Linked DNA regions of Mus musculus: regions 1 and 3 are each linked to region 2. Evidence: chromatin loops called from intact Hi-C (ENCODE). Cell type or tissue: heart. All regions are shown on one strand. Each heading gives the region's core, and the rest is flanking DNA. Links, peaks and the distances in the headings are about the cores only.

The links. A loop is a pair of places that touch in the nucleus more often than their neighbours do. Peaks named below come from ENCODE experiments on the same cell type or tissue, not always from the same donor. Only the 100,000 strongest peaks of a DNase experiment are listed, where the experiment ranks them.
Region 1: it touches region 2 in a loop (1.8-fold over the local background); 3 of 42 quality-filtered maps call a loop at or near these places.
Region 3: it touches region 2 in a loop (1.9-fold over the local background); 3 of 42 quality-filtered maps call a loop at or near these places.

What each region holds. Positions count from the first base shown.
Region 1 is chr4:117,344,223-117,348,756 of GRCm38, reverse strand. The region is part of intron 2 of Rnf220 (ring finger protein 220); the gene reads left to right. Among named protein-coding and RNA genes, the nearest start is that of Gm40231, 27 kb to the right of the region's middle. In heart, for the core only: a CTCF peak has its summit at 2,525 (motif pointing right); no DNase peak of the experiment used is centred there; H3K27me3 peaks cover 389 bases.
Region 2 is chr4:117,494,551-117,499,084 of GRCm38, reverse strand. Rnf220 (ring finger protein 220) reads left to right here and starts at 2,033. Exons shown (of 15, transcript NM_025739.3): 1 at 2,033-2,402. It overlaps Gm12827 (a long non-coding RNA gene), which reads right to left and starts at 3,348. Exons shown (of 5, transcript XR_868034.2): 1 at 2,357-3,348. In heart, for the core only: a CTCF peak has its summit at 2,162; a DNase peak (open chromatin) is centred at 2,104; H3K4me3 peaks cover 1,963 bases; H3K27ac peaks cover 1,646 bases; H3K27me3 peaks cover 409 bases.
Region 3 is chr4:117,357,409-117,361,942 of GRCm38, reverse strand. All of the region lies in intron 2 of Rnf220 (ring finger protein 220), which reads left to right. Among named protein-coding and RNA genes, the nearest start is that of Gm40231, 40 kb to the right of the region's middle. In heart, for the core only: a CTCF peak has its summit at 2,419; a DNase peak (open chromatin) is centred at 1,962; H3K27me3 peaks cover 733 bases.

The DNA of each region.
Region 1 (4,534 bases), core at 1,032-3,531, 150 kb after region 2:
AAAAGAAGAAGAAAAATGTTCTTGTTTTCTCCCCTACTAGAACTGAAGCTCTCTGTCACATTCCTCCCTGACCGCTTAGCAGCTAGAGGAGGCTTGCACGCAGGAGGCACTCCATATATATTAGCCTCCTTAATGGAAGTGAAGGACAGAGTGGTCAGGCAATGTTCTTGTCCCACGTGATTAAACGGAACAGAAACGAAAGCCGAAGTCTCCTTTCTAACTCACCTCTGGGTCTGGCTGCCTCTCTTTACCTCACTGAGCAGATCTGTCAGCAAACGGGAAAAGTGTTCAGACTTCTTGCCACCTTCCCTGCTTAGAGGGCAATGGCGGCTGCATCGAGATGGCCTTCCTTCTTCCTTTCCTACCTGTCCTATACTCTGTGATCTTCACAGTAGTCCAGTACTCCCTGATAACATGAAAGAAATTCTCCAGCAATACTGATCTAGATTTTCTAGCCCTTCCTGTAACCGGAGTGTAAAGTCCAGTGTCCTTACCTTGGTCCACAGCACCCATTGGTCTGCTCCCTATCCGTCCCTGAGCTCTCGCCCCATTTCTGCTTCCATCCCACATGTCCTGACCTCTGGGCTTGCCTTCCTGCTCCTTGAATGCACAGGAGCTTTGGACATGCTAACTTTTGCTCAGTCACCCCTCATGACTACTCTGATGGTTTTTTTCACAGTGGCCAACCTTCGTGTTCAGCATTACTTTTTCCTTTGCCCTTGTCCCTGTCTGAAAACGTCCCTGTTGTTCTGCCTTCAGCAGAAGGTGACATTCTGTGTTCACTGATATTTGCAGCACCTGGAATAGGAGCTGAAGCATAGTAGGTACTTGGTAAATTGGTTGGATGAATAGATGTTTTGCTCTGCCTTTCTCTGCACACACTAACCCTGAGTGACCTCGTCTCTTGTATAACTGATACTCTAATAGGCCAGTGATTCTGATCTTAGCTTCAACCAGATCAGCCTCCTGACATCTCCCCATAGAGATATCCAAGACGCTCTTCATAGAATAGAGCACTTACTTGGGTTAGAGAGATGGCTTGGTCATTAAAGTTCCTGCACAAGCCTAAAGATCCGAGCTTGGGTCCTCAGCACCAATGTAAAGTTATGTGCCATGTCTATAGCCCCAGCGCTGGGGAGGAAGGTAGGTCTTTAGAAGCACACCGGCCAGCTGATATAGTAAGCTCCAGGTTCAATGAGAGACCTTATCTCAAAATGAAGGTGGCTGGTAAGAGGGCTCAGTGGATAAAGGTGTTTGCTGCCAAGTGCAATTGCCTGAGTTTGATCCCCCGACCCCATGGTGGAAGGAGAGGCCTGTATCTCAGAAGTTATCTGATGACCTTCACACATACACCACAGCACATGCACGTATGTACACATATAGGTATAGTAAATAAGTATAGTAAAAATGTTTAAATTTCACCCTTAGAAAAATAAATAAATAGGAAGTAAGTAGAAAATAACTGAGGAAGACAGCTAGTGTCAAAGCCTGGTCTATACACACACACATACACACAGATTCACACACACAGGCACACACGTACATAGCACATACACACAGGCACACAGAAGCACACACATACACACACACAAAGGCACATACATAACCAGCCACTTACCCATACACCACATACATACACACCACATATACACCACATACACACCACATACACACAGGCTCACATACACACACAGAGGCACACACACACACAGAAGCACACACATGTTACATACACAGTCACATACACACAGAGGCATACACACACCACATACACACACACATGTACACACACAGAGACACATACACATTTACACATACATACACACCACATACACACATACAGGCACACACACACCCTATAAATACTCACATATACACACACAGAGGCACACACCCATATCACACACTTATACACACATATACATACAGAGGCACACACACACAGTCATACACAGTCACATACACATATACACACAGAGGTACACACACCACATGCCTCCATACACACATATACACAAAGACACACACACACACACACACACACCACACATGCCTAAACACACACACACAGGCTCACACACTGCACTTATCCCTTTTTTGGTTCTCATTGCTTTCAATGGTACCACAGTCTTGGGCACCCAAACGGAAGCCTAGAATTATTTTCAACTCTTTCTTTCTCCTCCTCCATGTGTAATCAGTCATTCAGCTCAGCCCACATCCCTGTGCTTCCAGGACTCCTACCTAGTCCAAGCCACTGCTGCACACCACACCAAATTACTGCCTGGGCCTCCAGCTGGTCTTCCTGCCTCCAGCCTCCTCGCCCTCTAACCCATCCTCTACCGGATGTTTTATGGTTTGTCTAAAGCATAAATCTTGGGGTCGTAGATAATATCCGGGCTTCTAGCTTGAGGAATTAGATGATAATGACTCCTATCACATTAAATGGAAGAGGAGGCAGTCTGGGGACATGTGACATTTGACTGCCTTTGTGGCATTTTTAAGCATAGCTGTCTCCTCCCACTAGGTGGCAGAAATCATCTTGGTCACTCTTGCACTGGAAGTCTTCAGCAGCCAGCAGTGTGCCTGGCACAGAGCAGGTGCCCAGGAAGTGCTTGTGGGCGCTCTCTTGAAGTTTAGCAGGGAAGAGATTGTTCTAGAAGCCCATGCCTTGGCACCACCGCTGCTACAGTGCTCACAGCCTGTACTGTAATTGCTGTTTTCTCACTACCCGGCTGTGCGTCTGCTTCACGGCCTGAAGTAGATGCTCAGCGTATGTGTTGGAGCTGGGGGTATAAGTCAGTTGAGCTTACCTAGCATGCACTGAGCCCTGGGTCCTGTCCCCAGCCCTGCACAGATCAAGCATGGTGCTATATACCTGTGATCTTAGCATTGGGGCAGTTCAGGAGTAGCAGACTTCAAGGTCATTTTTAGCTAGCTTGTGATATATGAGACACTGTGTCTGATGATGATGATGATGATGATATTTAGTGACGAGACTTGCATTTTAAAATTTATCCCTCATTTCTTGCAACACCCCTGTCTAGTCCCTTTTCTCTTCCTCCTAACCTGTGAGCCTCTACCACAGCCAAACCAGCTGTTCTTCCAGCTGGATCTCTGACTCAACACCTTCTTAACCCTCTTGGTGTCTGTGCCCCATGGTCAGCTTCCGGCTTCTGCATCAGCTACTTCCTGTAAGAATCTGGGTCCTCTCCTTCTCTACAACACTGAGTGTCTTTCAGTCAAAGAACACCGTTTTTCTCTGGACTCTCTCTGGTGCTCTGCTGGGGAGAAGTACTCCAGAGAGAGAAATGAGAGATCAGATGATGGTGGTAAGGGCCCTACCAGTGGAAGCCAGGCCAGGTAGGATGGACAGAGATAGGCCAGGCTCTCGAAGGAGAAGGCGGGGGCGAAGCAGCATGAAAAGTGCCTGAAGAGAAAGACACGCACTCCCGCACATGAGGGGACAGTTTATAGTATAATGGCAACGTGTTGTAAATCATATAATAACATACCGCGGTGAGTGTTGTTAATTGAAAGCCTAAATGCCCCAGCCCACAGTCCAAGTGCTACATGTGCGTTGTCTCTTATTCCTTACTACAATCCCACGAGTCGGGTACAAGGAGTTCAGACTTCATCTTCCTCATGTGGAGAACTGTGGAAGCTCTTGAAGGCTTGGAAGGAGGCAAGCTGTGTTGTCAGATTTGCCTAGGTCTTATAAGTGGAGTCCTGTGACATGAAAAGGGAGGTGGGGGCTGGAGAGATGGCTCGGTGGTTAAGAGCACTGGCTGCCCTTCCAGAGATCTGTGTTCAATTCCCAGCAAAGCAGCTCACAATTGTCTGTAACTCCAGTTCCAGGGGATCTGACACCCTTACACAGGCATATATGCAGGCCAAACACCAATGCACATAAAATAAAAATACATAAATTATAAGGAACAAAGAAAGAAAGAAAAGGAAAAAGGGAAGGAAGGAAAAAGGAAGGAAGGAAAAAATGGAAAGAAGGAAAAAGGGAGGTGGCAGGCAGGATCAAGACAACCAAGGTGGTGCCTAAGCAAAGCAACTGCTTGGAGTCAGTCAGTGGAGACACCAGGTCAGGAAAAAGAAGTGACCAGAACCCACTGAAGGAGACTAAAGGTTGGGTATTTTGGAAATCGTGCAATCCAGGATCAGAAGCAAGTCTGGGAGGAGGCCAGAAGAGTTCATCTCGGATAATTGGAGCCACGGGATTGTCATCCATTAGCAGTGTCTGACAGTCTCAGGGAGCAAAAGGTACAGACAGAAAGTTTAAAGTCAACAGAATAGAGATGATGGAACATAGATTCCCAGAGGATGTGTTCCGCTTAAGGCAGAACTGGGCCTCATAAGCCCTTCATCCCGTAACCCTTGCTCTCTGTTGAATCACCTCTCTGTGTCTCCTGAGTTGCTCTCTGCCCAGTCGCACTCTCCATGTGACTGTGAAGAGCTGTGGCACGCATGCTCTCCTCCACAGACCTCCTGCTTTCCACCTGCAGGCTTACCACCCTGCTTTGCCTGG
Region 2 (4,534 bases), core at 1,121-3,620:
GGGAATGCAAGGGGCTCCTGGTCCTTTCAGCATACTGCAGGGCAGGGCTCAATAAATACATGCTAAATTAATGGATGAAGTATTTTGTGTTCGACATCTCAACATGCAGCCCAGGATAACCTCTGTTCACTAGTCACCCCAACATAATTAGTAATAGTGGCCCATTTATGATTAAACTTTTCTCAGGTCAACAGATATATGGTCACCCTAATTACAGCAGTGGCTACATTGATTTCTAACCTGTTCTTTTGGTCCCTGACTAGATGGTTAGTTCTTTAGGGACAGGAGTTCTGTGGGATTTGGGGGTGGTGGGGGTGTTGGTTTGGTTTTGTTGTCATTGGTTGTTGTTGTTGTTGTTTTAATCTAAGCCATGGCCTTGCACATTCAAGGCATATTTGTTTTGGTTTGTTTGTTCTTGAGACAGTTTCTCTATATAGTTCTGGCTGTCCTGGGAACTCTCCCTGTACTCCAGGCTGACCTAGAACTCATAGAGATCTGACAGCTTCTGTCTCCTGTCTGGCTAAAGGTGAGAGCCTTTACTGCCTGGCTTGTATCTGTTCATTTTTAATACTCCTATATACTGACATTGTCAGATACTTAGATGATTCTCTTGAAAAAAAAATCAAGCATAGTTCTTGCCCACATAACGTTTATAACTCAACAGAAAAGAGCAGTCTAATTAACAATAGTGCCAATGCATGACTGGTATGGCTAGAGGCTTAGAAGTCCCTAAGCCAATTGAATCCTGTGAATGGAGGTAGTCATGGTCACAGAAGTCTAGGTGAGCCTATTAGCTGCTCATTTAAAGAGCTGCTAATTAAACATTTTAAGTGTAATCACCACACAGGAACTTAGCTAGTACCTTTTGTTGAGAGTCTCACTCCTAGCCCTGGCTGGCCTAGAACTCCCTGTGTAGACCAGGCTGTGCTGGGACTTTCAGCAGTCCTCCTGCATCTGCCTCCTGGGTGCTGGGATTACAGGCATCAACCACAGAGCCCAGTTCTATACAAACTTAAGCACATGTTAAACATGAGAAAAAGGGACGAAAAAGTCACATCAGAATGGAATATTGGTCTCATTCTGGTTTAGACTATAATCCTGGGAGGTTCTTCGCAGGATGGATTATCCTCATGTATCCTAGGGAAGAGAAATTTTTTCCAGATGAGAAACCTGACTTTTTAGAAACCAAGCCACAAAACAAAGGAATTACTTCAGAGGCCAGGATTAGCTTTCAGCTGGGCTTTGCCTTCTCAGCGGGGCCTACCTGCCTTCCCTGTTAGCTGTGTACCTAGAAGTAAGTCACAAAACCCAGCCTCAGTTTCTTCTTTTTAAAAACTAGAAATATTATCTCCAGAATTAAAGGGCTAAATGAGATTGTGGAATGACATTTGGACTCATAGCTTGGGTCTTAGAAGGTTCTCAATAATGTTAATTCTCTATTTCCCCAATATATCTTTTTATACCTCATGAATTAACAATTTGAAGAGAAAGAACTATATTATAAACATCAGTGACACCAGGGAAATTTTTATTCACAAATCTGGGTGTTAAACTAGGCCCCTTTTCCTCTCTGTCTAAATGTCAGTTTTATTCATATTCACTTACAATTTTATTTTTATAGGCAAAGACCCAAAGTAATATTCAAAGCACTAAACATTCGAAGCACTACACAGCAGGTAGGATCTTTCGGGGGCGGGGGGTGGGGGGGAAAGGGTAGAGTTTTATGTTGGAGCCAAGGTTTGGTGGTCAGCGAGCAGCCCTGACGTCAGGCTTAAAAGATTTAGCCATTTCCCCTTGGTCACTTTAGTTCAAAAAAGAATCGCGGTCAGTCAGATTTCTCCGAAGGGAAAGGAGGAGAGATGTAAACAAAGGCAAAAGACCTCTCTAGTTTCCACTTGGGCGGGCCACCTAAGACCATCCAGCCCTCTAGTGAGGGCAGCCAGGGCTGCTCTCCCGGAGTGCCCGGGGTCTGGACTCCATTTCCCAGAGTCCCTTAGTACCCTAATGTATTCAGTGCTCAGAGTGCCTGTATGTGTGTGAGTGTGAGAGAATGTGTGCGTGCATGTGTGTGTGAGTGTGTGTGTGCGCGCGCGCGTGTGTGTGCGCCTCCGAGTCCCTGGGAGAGTGGAGGCTCATTCACTGATTAGAGCCAGCGCTGAGAGGCAGCACTGCTCTTCTCTCACACCAACAGAGTCTCTTGATCTGTACATGCAATCCCAGGCAGCTCGCGAGCACAAACCCGGGGCCAGCCGCCTGCTGCTGCTGCTGCTGCCGCTGCCGCCACCACCGCCGCCGCTGCCCCCGCCGGCTCTGCGCACCCGGGACTTTTCATGCACCACACTCTCCGTCTTCTTACCTTGGTGTCCTGAAAAGTGCGATCGTTCTCCCCAGGAATTTCCACGGCAAGTACGGAGCCCAGAAAGGGGTGTGGATGCGTGTGCGTACACAAGAGGGGTGGGCGCGAGGGTGGCCGGGTTGCTGAGGAACCTGGCTAACTTTCGGGGTTGGTCTCCCAGGGATTCGGGCGGCTCCCCTGCGACAGGGACAGGGACTGGGACCTGCACTGCCGCGTCTTAGATCTTGGCGACCGAGCCTCCTTGGCTGTCGGTGCCCGGCGCGCTCAGTGCGCTGCCTCACTCAAACTTTCCGTCTTGAGTTTTCCTTAATGTGTTTTATTTGGGGGGTGCAAGGGGGAGGGACCAGACGCTGGAATTGGACAAGTAGGGAGGGCGAGGGGGATAGCCAGGGGAAGGGAGCAGGACTTCTCCATCTTTTTATAAGCCCCATTTCCACTTTGTTTGGGTCGACCGCGAGTAAGCTCTCCTGCCCGGCTTCCCGGTGCACCCCGCTGTGATTTCCGCGGGCCCGGTCTGAGTGTTACTCAGTGGGGACTCTCAGGCGGCGGGCGGGATAGGAAAGGGGCGATCTGTTGAGAAACGATCCCAGCCGCACAACACATTGCCGACCCGGTGGGGTACCCCGCAGGCTCCGGAGCCTTGGGGTCCCCAGAGGCTCGGCTTACTTTTTCCTGACGAGGACGGGTGTGAAGGATGGAGAAGGAGAGCCGGGGGGTGCGGTGGGGGTGGGATGGGGAAAACCTCCGCCTGCAGGATGAAGGCAGGTGCTGCCACTGAGGTGAACCGTGCTATCTGTAACCGGTAAACTCCCAGCTCCACTGGGTTGGACTGGCCGGCCTTAGAGTAACGCGTTCCGTGCCGGTCTCCTGGGATTGGGGGTGGGGGGGCGGGATCCCCTCTTCCAGCGATTATAAGGAGCGAGGTGGGAGGACGATCTTGTAAAATCACGAGCTTGCTTTTTGTGTGTGTGGTGTTTTTTCTTTTTCTTTTTTTCTTTTCTTTTCTTTTCTTTTTTCTTTTTTTTTTTTTTTTTTTTTTTTTTTTTTTTTTTTTTTTTTTTTTTACATCTTCTACCTGCCTTAAACTGAGTAACAATTTCTCTTCTTCCGACTTGAGAGCAAAACTTTTCAGCGAGCACGCCGGTTGCTGCAGTCCTGCGGCCACCGCCGCCGCGCTCGTCACTCGGGGCCGAGCGACCTCCTCCGCCCGGCGGAGCCCGTCCCAGCCACCGCGCGCCGGAGCCTCCGGCCGCCCCCCCACCCCCAACCCGAAGCTTTTCAGGGCTCGGCCTGGGCGTTTCGCCTTTGTGTTTTGTAAGAGAAAGGCTTTTCTTCCAGGGCACAACAAACTTGGGCAGAGAGCTTCCGTATGGCCCCCCGGGCGAGGCCGCCCACGGTGGCGAGGCCATCTAGGGATGCGAGGTTCGTCCTGCGCTACAGTATCCCCGGCAAGAGCTCGAGGCCCGGGTGACCGTGGCCCGCCAGGGCGTGCTGGAGCCCCGAGGTGACGAGGTCTCGGGGTGTTGGAAAGCAGAGGACACATTCTCCCTTCCCATTAAGAACGCACTGCCTTCTCTGGTCCGGGTCACCGCTCTAGTCAAGGCCCCGGGGCCTGGGCCGGGGGGGCCGGACGCACATCGGGTGGCTGGAGTGCTTAGGGCCAGGGCCACCCGGATGGGGCGCGGCTCTGTCTGGGTGGCCTGTGTCGTCCCAGGTCTTTCTCCTGCGCCCCTTCGCTGCCCCAGAAGCAGCTGAAAGGGAAAGCACAGGCGCTCTCTGCTCACGACGTCTTGCAGCCACGACCTACCTCCCGCCTCCACTGTGGCCTCCGCCTGAGACGCATTTTAGGGTTTTTTTTGGGGGGGGGAATAAAAATAGAAGGAGGGCTAGCAGGAAGGAGGCAGTGAGTAGAACCGGGGGGGCAGCCGAGCTAGCTGGGGCCCTGCACACAGCCCCCCGGCTTTTCTCGCAAAGGGAAAATGAGCAAAGTGTAAAGGCAGAAAAGAGCGTGGAGAAAAAGCGCGCCGGGCGTTTCCCGTTCCGATTCCTCCCGGCCGGCGGAGCCCGGGGCTAAGTGGCGTGAGTTCCATCGCTGCGTTCCGGGGCCTGGAGGGGGAATCCGAGGACTCGGGTAGCGGCGCTGCACTGGGTCCCGGCACCGAGCGAGCGGGGGCACAC
Region 3 (4,534 bases), core at 1,032-3,531, 140 kb after region 2:
CTTTCTAGTTTGCCCTTATTTCCATATTCACCTGCTGAAAAGCAGCTTGCTGTTCAAGGCTGGTCTCACATGTCACCTTCGTTAAACCCCGTGGAATCTCTCCCTTCCTGGCCCTCCCGGAGTCCCCTGTGTTTTCTTACAACAGATATACCGAGTCCACCCCGTGTTGACATCGTCCTTTCTAATCCCCTCATAAAAGTGTAAACTTCTGGACAGAAACTGTTCAGCCTCATGTCCTGCACAATGCTTTGCACACAGTAGGCACCCCATGAATATTTATTCCACTGGATTGAAATACCTTGAAAACTAAGATCATCCATATTCATTTATTCACGCACTGAACAAACCCTGATTCAGGGATATATGTGACTGTGTCTTTCATAGCCTTGTCCAAATACTTTTCAATTCATTTACGCTTTCTGCTAGAGCTACCACTGGGGATAATGAATTTCTTAAGTTCCCTGGCCACTGCGTAAAACAGCAGCCACTTTGATTCCCCCCCCCTCCACTCCCCATGTGCTCTGGGTTCAAAGCAAACCCACTCTGCCTGTGGCATGGGGTTTTGTGAATGAATATGTACGCCCTTGCTGCCCCTTTGGCATTCCCTCAATGTCCCCTGCGGTCTTCCCATGTCCAGGCTTAAGAATGGGACATTCGATCTAACTACTTAAAGAGGTTTTGCAGCCCTGGATCTCCCCGGGATAGGGTACCAGGACAGAGCCGAGCCCGGCAGGTAGACCCATCCAGCTGGCTAGCTTGAGAAGTATGTGTTCCTTCTTGATATCTTATTCACAGTTGTCTTAGCTTCTTGGCCAACAGCCGTTGGAGCTGTCTAAATGAAGGATTTCCAGGTTCTCTGCCAGAACTGTGGCTGACCATGCAGAGTTGAGGAGTGGGGAGGGAGTTTGATGTGTTTATCACAAAAGGCCTTGCCTTGCGCTTGTCCGTGTTTAATTGAGTCTGTGTCCTTTTGCCCTGAAATCTTCCTGCCAGCTAAAACCAGATGGAAGCTGGAGAAGAACCTCCCTAGCCCAGCCCCCACCACACAGACAATGACAGGAGAGCCACACCTTAGCCGGGAGCCGGGGGCACTCTTCTGGTTGTCCGTGAAATGTAGGTCTCTTCTGTCTGCTCCTGTCTGCCTGCTCAGACACAGAAAGCGGAAGACCCCTCAGCCTTCAAGGTCCTCGTCTCAGACTTGGGGAAAAGGTTCAAGACATATGACAGTATCATTCATGGTAATACTACTGCTTATTGGCTGTGACCTAGATGTCAGGCATTTGATGTATTCTCTGTGCTGAGACTCAAGTTTAATCTGTACAGCAGCTCTACAGAGTGAATATTTTAACCCCGTTTGGTTAGAGAAAGATATGAATATGAAGCTCAGAGAGGTCCAGTAACATCTCCAAGGTCACACAGCTAGTTAACTTCATAGTGCTAGAATCCAGACCCAGGAAGTCCTATCCCAAAACCCATGTCCTTTGTTATAGTCTCAACATAGAACATGCAGCATCGCATGTAACAGCAGTGCCCAGTCTCTGGACTGCTTTGGGCTCTCCCGGGTTACGCAGCACCCAGTTTCACGGAGGCTTTGCGTATTGTAGCTTAAACATCATCTCCTAGAGGTAGTATCTCCGGCCTCATCACACCCGCCCCTGACCTCCTCAGCTGTTCTGTAGGCAATTGTGTATGTAACATTTCTCTTTTAGGCGTTGTCAGCCTCAGACTCTGGTCTCTGGCTTATGGGAGTTTCATTTCCACCCTCGTGGTGGTTTGTGGGAACAGGGCATTCCCCGGGCCCTGAAGGGCAGGTGCTGACAGGAGGGACCCATGGCCAAGATACCAGATTTCACTTTGCCAAGCGTTTCCTGCGAATGATTTAAGGCCCTGAACAGATAAGTGAGGAGCAAACCCGCAATGAAGTCAGCACTCTGCTTATTAAGTGGAAAAAGCTGCGCTCGGCTTATTGAAATGTTCATTAGACAGATATATAGAGATGAGAAAGGAGGAGGGAAGGCCCACAGCACCGAGAGAGATCCGGAGAGCTCCAGCAGGCCAGGCAGGCACCATCTCCGGGGAGTTTCCAGGCTGGCCCAGGAGGAGGAGGAGGTACTGGAGCAGGTGTGTGGGGCCCGCTCTGTCTTAAGCGAGGGAAGGCAGAAGGAAGGTAGACTTGGAGAGTTGCTCTATCTGTGGGACAGTGGGCAGAGACTTTGGCTGTAGGAAGTTAGGGTCTCAACCCACTTTAGAGCAGGCCCACTTTTCTTATCCCAGACATTGTCTTTGTTCTAAGAACATAACTGTTGAAGAACTGGGACGTCATTTCTCTGTCCACTGCTAAGCCAGGGGGCGTGTACCATGCTTACAGGAAAGTGCATGTATCCAGATACTCACTGAAGTATCCAGCTGCATGAGCCCTGAGTTCCTCTAGGAAATGTTTTTCCAAGTCAGAGCTAAAGCTTTCCAAAGCCCTCCTCAACCCAGGCCCAGCGCAGCTCTCCAGTGCTGCCCTGGCTCCCTGGCTCTGTGGCTTCTTCTGTCCTTCTCAGTGACCATCCTGGTGGCCCCAGCAGATCTCAGAGAAGGGTGGCCTTCAAAAGCCTATAAGTACCTGATGACATTGTCACAAGAGCCCCTGTTAAGTGGAGAGTGGGTGAAACCAGTCCTTGGTAAGTAGAAAGGAGCTTGCCCATCCCTAAGGTCTGGTTGGGGGCTAATTGAATGGATGCAATTCTGCCTCTCTCTCCATTCAGGTATTGGGACGAGAGGAACAGGTACTGTTTCCAAACAAGGAAAACAGCCTCAGGGTTACCCAACCGTTTGAGTGTTCCTTGCTTCATCAGTGTGGCTACAGGAAGGTATCGAGGTAGCCGTGGCCACATGGGTCAGAGAACCGATGTTGGCAGGAAATGTAAGCAGAACCATGGAGTGGTATCTTCAAGTTTCAGAATGCGGTTTGGCTCAACGGTCTCATCCATTTGTTCAACCAATGGTTGCTGAGCCCTAGTCACCTGCTAGGTACTGTGCGAGCACGGAGTCACGTGCCCTCCCTTCCTTTCCACAACCCTAACCTCGTGGAATGTCGCCATCATAATTCTTCATTAGCTCTTTTGTTCATCAAACAGTGATACCCAACTCATGATAGGGAAATGACTAAGGCATGAGTCCTGACCTAAAGTTTATGCTCTATAATATACAGACACCAAGAAGTACATTATGGTAAACTGGTGTGATAAAACACTGAGCTAACCAGTGCAAAAAGTAAGGCCATATTCCTGAAGATCTTTGAGCATGTCTTTTTAAAAATATAATGTTTTAAGGCTGGGGAAAGGCTTGTGGGCATAAACACTCACTGGGCAAGTGTAAGGATCCAAGTTCAGACCTTCAGCACATACAGAAAAGTTGGACGTGACAGACTAAACACATAACACCCCCCCCCCGCACTGAGAAGGGGAGATGGAGGGGCTGGGGGGATCCCTGAGCATATTAGCTAACCAACTAGCCCACCAGAAATCACAGTGAGTTCCATGTTCAGTGCCAGACTCTGTGTCAAAAGAATAAGACAGAGATTGATGTAGCAGGATACCTGGTGTCCACATCTGGGACATGTGTACACACATGCACATATACAAACATAACACATGCCACAGCATGTGAGAATTTCTAGACCAAAAGACATGGATTTAAAGGGCAGTTTGAAGAGTTCAGCCATGAAAAGAAGTGTTGGGAAAGGATGTGAAGGAGGCAGGCAGACTCCCGGGATCCTGAAGGAAGCTCAGGCAGTGCTGAAAGTGGGCGGAGCCCATTGAGATTTGTGAATCAGTGACAGTGTCAGATAGTTATCAGTGATGTGCAGATGTGCAGAGCTTCGGTGCTGTGCAGGTTTGACTCCCTGGGATGCGTGGGCGTGAGGCTGGTCCCCAGCTTGGCAACATGAAGAGGTAACAGGACCTTGCAGAGCTGGCGCCTGCAGGCAGGGCATTGCCACCGGAAGGGATTAATGCTGGTGTGCTAGACTTAGTTTTCACTAGACTAAATTGGCCCCATTTGCACATGGCCTTTCTGTTCTACGCTGTGTTGTGATGACACAGTCTGGGAGCAAGCTTTGTGCTGGTTGGACCTTCCAGCCACCAGGGTTGTGAGTCAAATCAACTTAAAAATGGAAACAAAACAAAATCTGGGGTCTCACTGTGTTAACCCTGTCTGACCTGGAGCTCAGAGATCTGTCTGCTTCTGCCTTTAGAGTGCTAGGATTACAGGCATGTACCACCACACCCAGCTCTATCTTTCCCCCCTAAAATAAAGTGGCTAGCCTTAGGTAATGTGTTACAGCCACACAAACAGACTACTATGGTCTGTGTGAAGATGGTGACACCACACTAGGCCAGTTTCATTGGGAAGGAGGGATGGTAAGGGATAAAACAGCTCAGCAGGAGATTGTGTGGGGAATCTGCTAAATGTAGGGAATGAAGGAGGAGCTACCCACCTCACAAGAAGAGGAGAGACATGGGGAAGGCCTCCTCTGCATAGGTCC